Linked DNA regions of Homo sapiens: region 1 is linked to region 2. A link is a contact called in ENCODE Hi-C or POLR2A ChIA-PET data. All regions are on one chromosome and are shown on one strand. The core of a region is the stretch at or near the end of the contact, and the rest is flanking DNA. Distances in the headings are between cores, read along the strand shown.

Evidence for each region. A loop is a pair of places that touch in the nucleus more often than their neighbours do. ChIA-PET counts read pairs that join two places held with the same protein, here RNA polymerase II (POLR2A). Pooled maps may share reads with other maps.
Region 1: a loop to region 2 is called in a map of heart left ventricle, with 6 times the contacts of the local background. The contact joins two enhancer-like sites. A Hi-C loop is called at or near these places in 11 of 168 maps with a recorded cell type or tissue (Caco-2, Panc1, Right ventricle myocardium inferior and 5 more), 5 of 37 single-sample maps with no recorded cell type and 13 of 50 pooled maps. POLR2A ChIA-PET finds 5 or more read pairs at or near these places in 10 of 52 experiments (GM12878, H1, HEK293T and 7 more).

The regions. Positions count from the first base shown.
Region 1 is chr7:98,824,952-98,828,375 of GRCh38, forward strand. No RefSeq gene overlaps it. Among named protein-coding and RNA genes, the nearest start is that of TMEM130, 43 kb to the right of the region's middle. RefSeq lists an enhancer at 1,191-1,766. Within about 2 kb of position 1,945, at least 7 of the 41 ENCODE cell types and tissues checked have a DNase peak (open chromatin) inside an H3K27ac peak, as active enhancers do.
Region 2 is chr7:98,769,708-98,773,168 of GRCh38, forward strand. No RefSeq gene overlaps it. Among named protein-coding and RNA genes, the nearest start is that of TMEM130, 99 kb to the right of the region's middle. Within about 2 kb of position 2,014, at least 4 of the 41 ENCODE cell types and tissues checked have a DNase peak (open chromatin) inside an H3K27ac peak, as active enhancers do.

The DNA of each region.
Region 1 (3,424 bases), core at 695-3,194, 55 kb after region 2:
CTCCCAGGTTCCAGAGATTCTCCTGCCTCAGCCTCCCGAGTAGCTGGGACTACAAGCATGTGCCACCACCATGCCTGGCTGTCTCTTCTAGCTTCTAGTGACTGCTGGCAAATCCTTGTGTTCTTTGGCTTGTTGACCCATTGCTCCAATCCCTGTCTGTCTTGTCATATGGCTTTGTTCTCTGTGCATGTCAGTGTTCTAAGCTCTTCTTCTAAGGACACCTGTCATTGGTCTTAGAGTCTTCCCTAAATCCAAGATAATTTCACCTTGAGATTCTTAACTAATTATACCTGCACAGACCGTTGTATAGTTTGGATGTTTGTCACCTCCAAATCTCATGTTGAAACATGATTCCCCATGTTGAAGGTGGGGCCTGGTGGGAGGTGTTTGGGTCGTGGGAGTGGGTTCCTCATGAATGGCTTGGTGCCCACCCTATGGTCATGAGTGAATTCTTGCTCTATTAATTACTGTGAGATCTGATTGGTAAAAAGAGCCTGGCACCTCCTCCTCACTCTCTTGTTCCCTCTCTCGCCATGTGACCTGGCTGCTCCCACTTTGCCTTCTGCCATGATTGGAGGCTTCCTGAGGTTCTTACAAGAAGCAGACACCAGTGCTGTGCTTGCACAACCCACAGAGCCGTGAGCCAAATAAACCTCTTTTCTTCATAAATGACCCAACCTCAAGTATTCCCATATAGCAAAACAAAATGGACTAATACAGGCCAGGCGTGGTGGCTCATGCCTGTAATCCCAGCACTTTGGGAGGCCGAGGTGGGTGGATCACGAGGTCAGGAGTTCAAGACCAGCCTGGCCAAGATGGTGAACTCCTGTCTCTACTAAAAATACAAAAAACTAGCCGGGTGTGGTGGGGGTGCCTGTAGTCCCAGCTACTTGGGAGGCTGAGGCAGGGAATCCCTTGAACCCAGGAGGCAGGGCTTGCAGTGAGCCGAGTTGGCGCCATCGCACTCCAGCCTGGGTGACAGAGCAAGATTCCATCTCAAAAAAAAAAAAAAAAAAAAAAAAAAAAGTAGGGGGAAGAATGGATTAATACAACCCTGTTTCCAAATAGTTACATTCTGAGATCTGGGTGGACATAAACTTTTGAGAAGGACATTATTTAATTCACTATATAGGTGATTCCCCAAATAAAATCTCTCTTGACTTCTGATTCCAAAGGACCTGAACTAACACAACCCAGTGGGCCAGGTTCCATCCTAGGCACTGGAGCTACAAAGGTGGAGCACCCAGTCATGGCCCCTGCCCCCACAGGACAGAAGACATGGGAGTCAGGCAGGTGCTAAGGGCCAGATCTGGGAGGGAGGGAAGGAGAGAGGGAGGGAGGGAGGTGTGCTCCCCTCCACACAGCTTCCCTGCCTCCCCGCGAGGGGCTCTGGTCCCACCGCTCTTTGGAGCCAGGCCCTGGCTTCAGGGTGTACGTGCTCAGGAGGCTGCCGTGTTGATGAAAATACCACGGAGACGTCTGCAGGGTTCTTCCTCTTGCTGCTTCTCCTGTGCCCGAAATAAATGAAAAAGAGATGTTCCTGGCAGGGTCTGCGGAGAAGCTTCGTGGCAGGAATGAAAATTGGCCGCAGCATCCAAGAAATCCTCGAACGGCAAAGGGATTTCTAGGACAACACACCTCTAGGAACAGAGGATGTCGGTGGTGAGAGCTGGAGGCGGAGGCAGGCCTGCCGCCCCAGGTGTCTGCGTGTCTGCGGTCGCACCGTGGTGTGCACACCTACACAGGTGTGCGTACCTGCTGGCCGTGTGCAAGCACGGGGGCGAGTTTGGGGAACCCAGCTGAAATCACAGCACAGACTTTCTCCCACCATTGGCCCATCTGCCAGCCTCTTCCTCACCCTCAAGCCTGCCGGCCATCTGGGGTCACCTTGTCCTGCCACATTTCAACAACACTGGGCTTGGTGCCCGTCGGCTCTCCGGGGATTCTCAGCAGGCTGACACGGCTCCAGGCCCATCTGGCACTCAGTTCTGGCTCTCGCTGAATTCTCCATCTGCCCTGCTACAGGGAGTGCCCTGTGCCAGCCGTCCTTCTCGGCCAGACGTCACATCCACAGAGCTTCAGGGACTCAACGCTGCCTGTAGGCGGCTTTTTCCGGGCTCCAGCACAGCCCTGGACACCTTTAAACTGAAACAAGGCCACCTGGCCCTGGACGTCCCTCAGCCAATCCTGCCTCTGAGAGCTGTCCCTGACCCCTTCTCCTACCCCCTCAGGACCTGGTCTTAACACTCCACTTTTCATCAGAATGGCCCATCAGGGGGTTGCTAACCCCCTCCCCCACTCCCCACCCCCATCTCTAACGTAATCTTCCCCATCAGCAAGGACTATGCCCCCTTCCAGCCCTGCTCCAGGTGGCCCTCAACTTCCTCCCCTAAGACACTGGATCCCTCCATCCTCCCAGAAACAACCCAGAGGGCCTGGCATAATGGCTCATGCCTATAATCCCAGTGCTTTGGGAGGCCAAGGCAGAAGGATCATTTGAGGCCAAGAGTTCAAGACCAGCCTGGGCAACATAGTGAGACCCTCCCCCACCCATCTCTACAAAAAAGAAAAATAAATGTACCCAGACATCGTTGCATGCACCTGTAGTCCTAGCTACTTGGGAGGCTAAGGCAGGAGGATCCCTTGAGGCTGGGAGGTCAAGGCTGCAGTGAGGTACTGTCTCTAAAAAAATAAAAACGCACAACCTGGAGAGACCTGCTGGCATTTGCCTGTGTGCAAGCCCTGATCTTGAGCCGCAGTGGTGGAAATCCAGGAATCGATGAGCTGGGCATGCTGATCTGAAACTTCTGGTTTTACGGAGGGGAAACTGAGGTCAGAAAGACAATCAGCTTGCCTAAGCCATGTGGTGATCCTGGGGAACAGGAGCTCAGGTCTCCTGAGGTCTTCATTCCAGCCCATGAGTACAGTCCCTCTCAGGCACAAAGCACAGGGGCCCTTAACACCCCAGAATGCTCCGCAGACAGCTCTCTGTTACAGCTGGCGTTACAGACAGGGCCTGTTACCTCCCCTGCCTCCCTCTCCTCCTCTCCAGGTGTACCAGACCTTCGTGAGCAGACCTTAGCACCTTTTTTCTTTTAGAGACAGGGTCTTACTCTGTAGCCCAGGCTGCAGTGCACTGGTGCGATCATAGCTCACTACAGCCTGGAACTCCTGGACTCAAGTGATCCTCCCGCCTCAGCCTCCTTAGTAGGTGGGACTACAGGTGCATGCCACTATGCCCGGCTTTTTTTTTTTTTTTTTTAGACGGAGTCTCACTCTGTTGCCAGGCTGGAGTGCAGTGGCACGACGCTTTCGGCAACCTCTGCCTCCTGCGTTCAAGCGGTTCTCCTGCCTCAGCCTCCTGAGTAGCTGGGACTACAGGCATGCGCCACCATGCCCAGCTAATTTTTGTATTTTTAGTAGA
Region 2 (3,461 bases), core at 764-3,263:
CAATTTATGCAATGTAAGCTCTGTTAAGATCAACTTCATATCACAAAAATGAGCCACAGGTTGTTTCTGGGGCCCATACCCTCATCACCCACCTCTTCCCAAGCAAGACTCTGAAATCACACCTTGCTCTCTTTTCTTCCTCTTCCCTTCTGCTTCCCCCACATCCTCACTGATCTCCCATGGGAGCCTTTTCTTAATAAAACACTTGCCGTTTTCTTTGTTTGTTTGTGAGGGCTGCCAAAACAAAGCATCACACACTGGGACTTAAGCAAGATTTAATGTCCCACAATTCTGGAGGCTGGAGGTTCTGAAACCAAGGGGATGGCAGTTGGGGGCTGTGGTGGCTCATGCCTGTAAGCTCAGCACTTTGGGAGGCCGAGGCCAGAGGACTGTTTGAAGCCAGGAGTTGGAGACCAGCCTGGGCAACATAACAAGACACTGTTTCTACTAAAAATATTAAAATTATGGCTGGGTGCGGTGGCTCACATCTGTAATCCCAGCACTTTGGGAACCTGAGGCAGCTGGATCACCTGAGGTCGGGAGTTCAAAACCAGCCTGGCCAACATGGTGAAATGCTGACTCTACTAAAAATACAAAAAGTAGCTAGGCGTGGTGGTGGGTGCCTGTAATCCCAGCTACTCGGGAGGCTGAGGCACAAGAATTGCTTGAATGCCTGGGCAACAGAGCAAGACTCCATCTCAAAATAAATAAATATATACATACATACATACATACATACATACATACATACATACATACAAAAATTCGCCAGGCATGGTGGTACGTGTCTGTAATCCCAGCTACTCCGGAGGCTGAGGCAGGGGATCACTTGAGCCCAGGAGTTTGAGGCTGCAGTGAGCTACAATCGTACCACCGCACCCCAGCCTGGGTGACAGACCTTCTCTCTAGAAGAAGTAAAAAACGGGGGTGTTGGCAAGGCTGGTTTCTTATCAGGTCTGTGAGGAAGAATCTGTTCCAGGCCTTTCTCCTCGGCTCACAGATGGCCGTCTTCTCTCTGTCTCTTTGCAGCCTCTCCCCTCTGTGTGTCCCGTGTCCAAATTTTCCTTTTTTTATAAGGACACCAGTCATATTGGACTAGGATCCATTCTAGTGACCTCATTTTACTTGATCATCCGCAAAGACCCTATTTCCAAGTAAGGTCATTCGTTACAGGTACTGGGGGTTAGAACCTCCACATCTTTTGGGGGACCCAATTTAACTCATAACCTTTGCCTATCAACCTGCCTTAGAGAAGAGCATTACTGGAAAACAGCAGGACTACTGTGACAGTTAATTATTAATACACATAAAGCATTAATGACAGGACCTGGGACACAGCATGTGGGTGATTTTTTTTTTTTTAAGACGAGGTCTTGCTCTGTGTCTAAGACTGGAATGTTGTGGTGCAATCATAGCTCACTGCAGCCTCAAACTCCTGGGCTCAAGTGATCCTCCCACTTCAGCCTCCCAAGTAGCTGGGACTACAGGCGTGTGCCATCATGCCCAGCTCATTTTTTAAATTTTTTGTACAGTAGGTGTCTCACTATGTTGCCCAGGCTGGTCTCAAACTCCTGGGCTGTTATTTTTATTGTGATTTATTATTATTATATACTGAGGTGTGGTCTTCACTCTCTTAAATACCCCAGGGCTCACCACCGAGCTGAGGGTATCCCTTGTGGAGGGGTTCCCACCAGTCATTTTTCCTCCCACCCTTCATCACAGCTGGTTCCCCAGCTCCCCAGGCCCACAGCCCCAAGGGACAGATCTGATACTGCATCTTCCAAGAAGCTTGGAAGAAGCACAAACCACTTAGGAAAAAGGTTGAAGCCATGAAGGAAAACTACCAATGCCACAAAGACAAAGATGATCTCACCGTTAAAATGCCAGCAGCCTCAACACTCTGCTATAGAGGCGATCATAAAAGTTTCAACCCTCCAGAGCCTCCTTGTAATGTTTACAACTGTTTGCAGGGTTTCACTTCCAGAGGACGCCAGAGGAGCAGATGTGCGCTGAGTCAGCAGCTTCTGGGGTCTTAAGGAATCAGAGCAGAAGGCTGGGGCTGTGTGCATTGCTCTGAGATCTGCCTGGGACAGCTGAGCAGGAGGGGATGAGTCAATTTTGGGCTCTGCATTCCTTCCAGTTTGAGGAACGCAGGCCACAACACACCGACCTGTGACTGTTTTTGCAGAAGACTTGGTCTGCCTGAGCAGACCCAGTATCGTGTCTCCACAATTCAACGAGGGTTTGAGAACCTCGACCACCCCCTTTTCTATGCATCAAATATTCAGCAATTCTTTCCAAAGGGATGGTGAAACGGGAGACAGCCTTGTTTGTCTGGCAGGCGAGGCCCCAGCTATCAGCTCAGTTCAAGGTACAGGGGTTCTGCAAGCTGCCAAATGAAAGAAAGCATTTGCGTATGAAAAGAAGAGCCCAGGAACAAAGGAGAGAGAACGGCGTGTGTGTCCCACTCTCTCGGTGGCCTTGGTGATGCTTGACATTTCTGCGAAATGAATTTAGCGCAAAAACCAACAATTCAAAACCTTGTGCCAAACAACTGATGCGAATAGAACCGGTGGGAGAAGAAACAACACGAGGGTGAAATGTGTCCTAAAATAGTCATCGTTTGCTGCTGTGGTCCACGCCAGCAGAGAAGAACGAGTTGTCAGGGGAGTTGTATTAAAGCAGAAAAAAAGGAACGAGGGCCTCGCTGTTGAGGGAAAGAGTACGGGCTTGCATGAGCAGTGGGGGAGGTGGGGGAGTTCTTTCTCTGATTTACTCAGATTCTCTGTCTATAAATTCCCAGCAAACTGTGCAAATTCTGCTTTGAATCCCCCAAGGACCCGGCCACTTACAAAGCGGTGCCGCAAGTGACCAAGCTCCATCCCACAGGCCCCTCCTACTCAACATGCCCAAAATTGACTCATTCTCTGCCCCCTAACAACTCCCCGTACCCCAAGCCCACTCCACTCCACCATTTTCCATCTCAGCAAGAGACCCCACCACCCAGGCACTGGGAGATGGGGCATCCTCTCTCGCCCCATCCAACCCACTGCCACCACTTCCTCCCTGGTGAGGCAGTGTTGGGCCATGAGGATGCTGGCAGGCTTTGGGAGCCAGACTGCTGGGGTTCTGGGTTCAAATCCCAACTCTTCCACTTACTAATCATGTGACCTTGAACAAGTTCATTTCTTCAAGTCTCAGTCTCCTTTTCTGTCAAATACCTCCTGTAGTCCCAGCTACTCAGGGGGTTGAGATGGGAGGATTGCTTCACAGTTGCATCTGCATCTGTATTAAGAGTTCTCTAGAGGGATGGAACTCACAGGATAGATGTATATACAAAGGGAAGTTTATTAAGGAGTATTGGCTCACACGATCACAAGGTGAGGTCCCACAGTAGGCCATCTGCAAGCTGAGGGACAAAGAAGCTAGTCTGAGTCCCAAAACCTTAAAAGTAGGGAAGC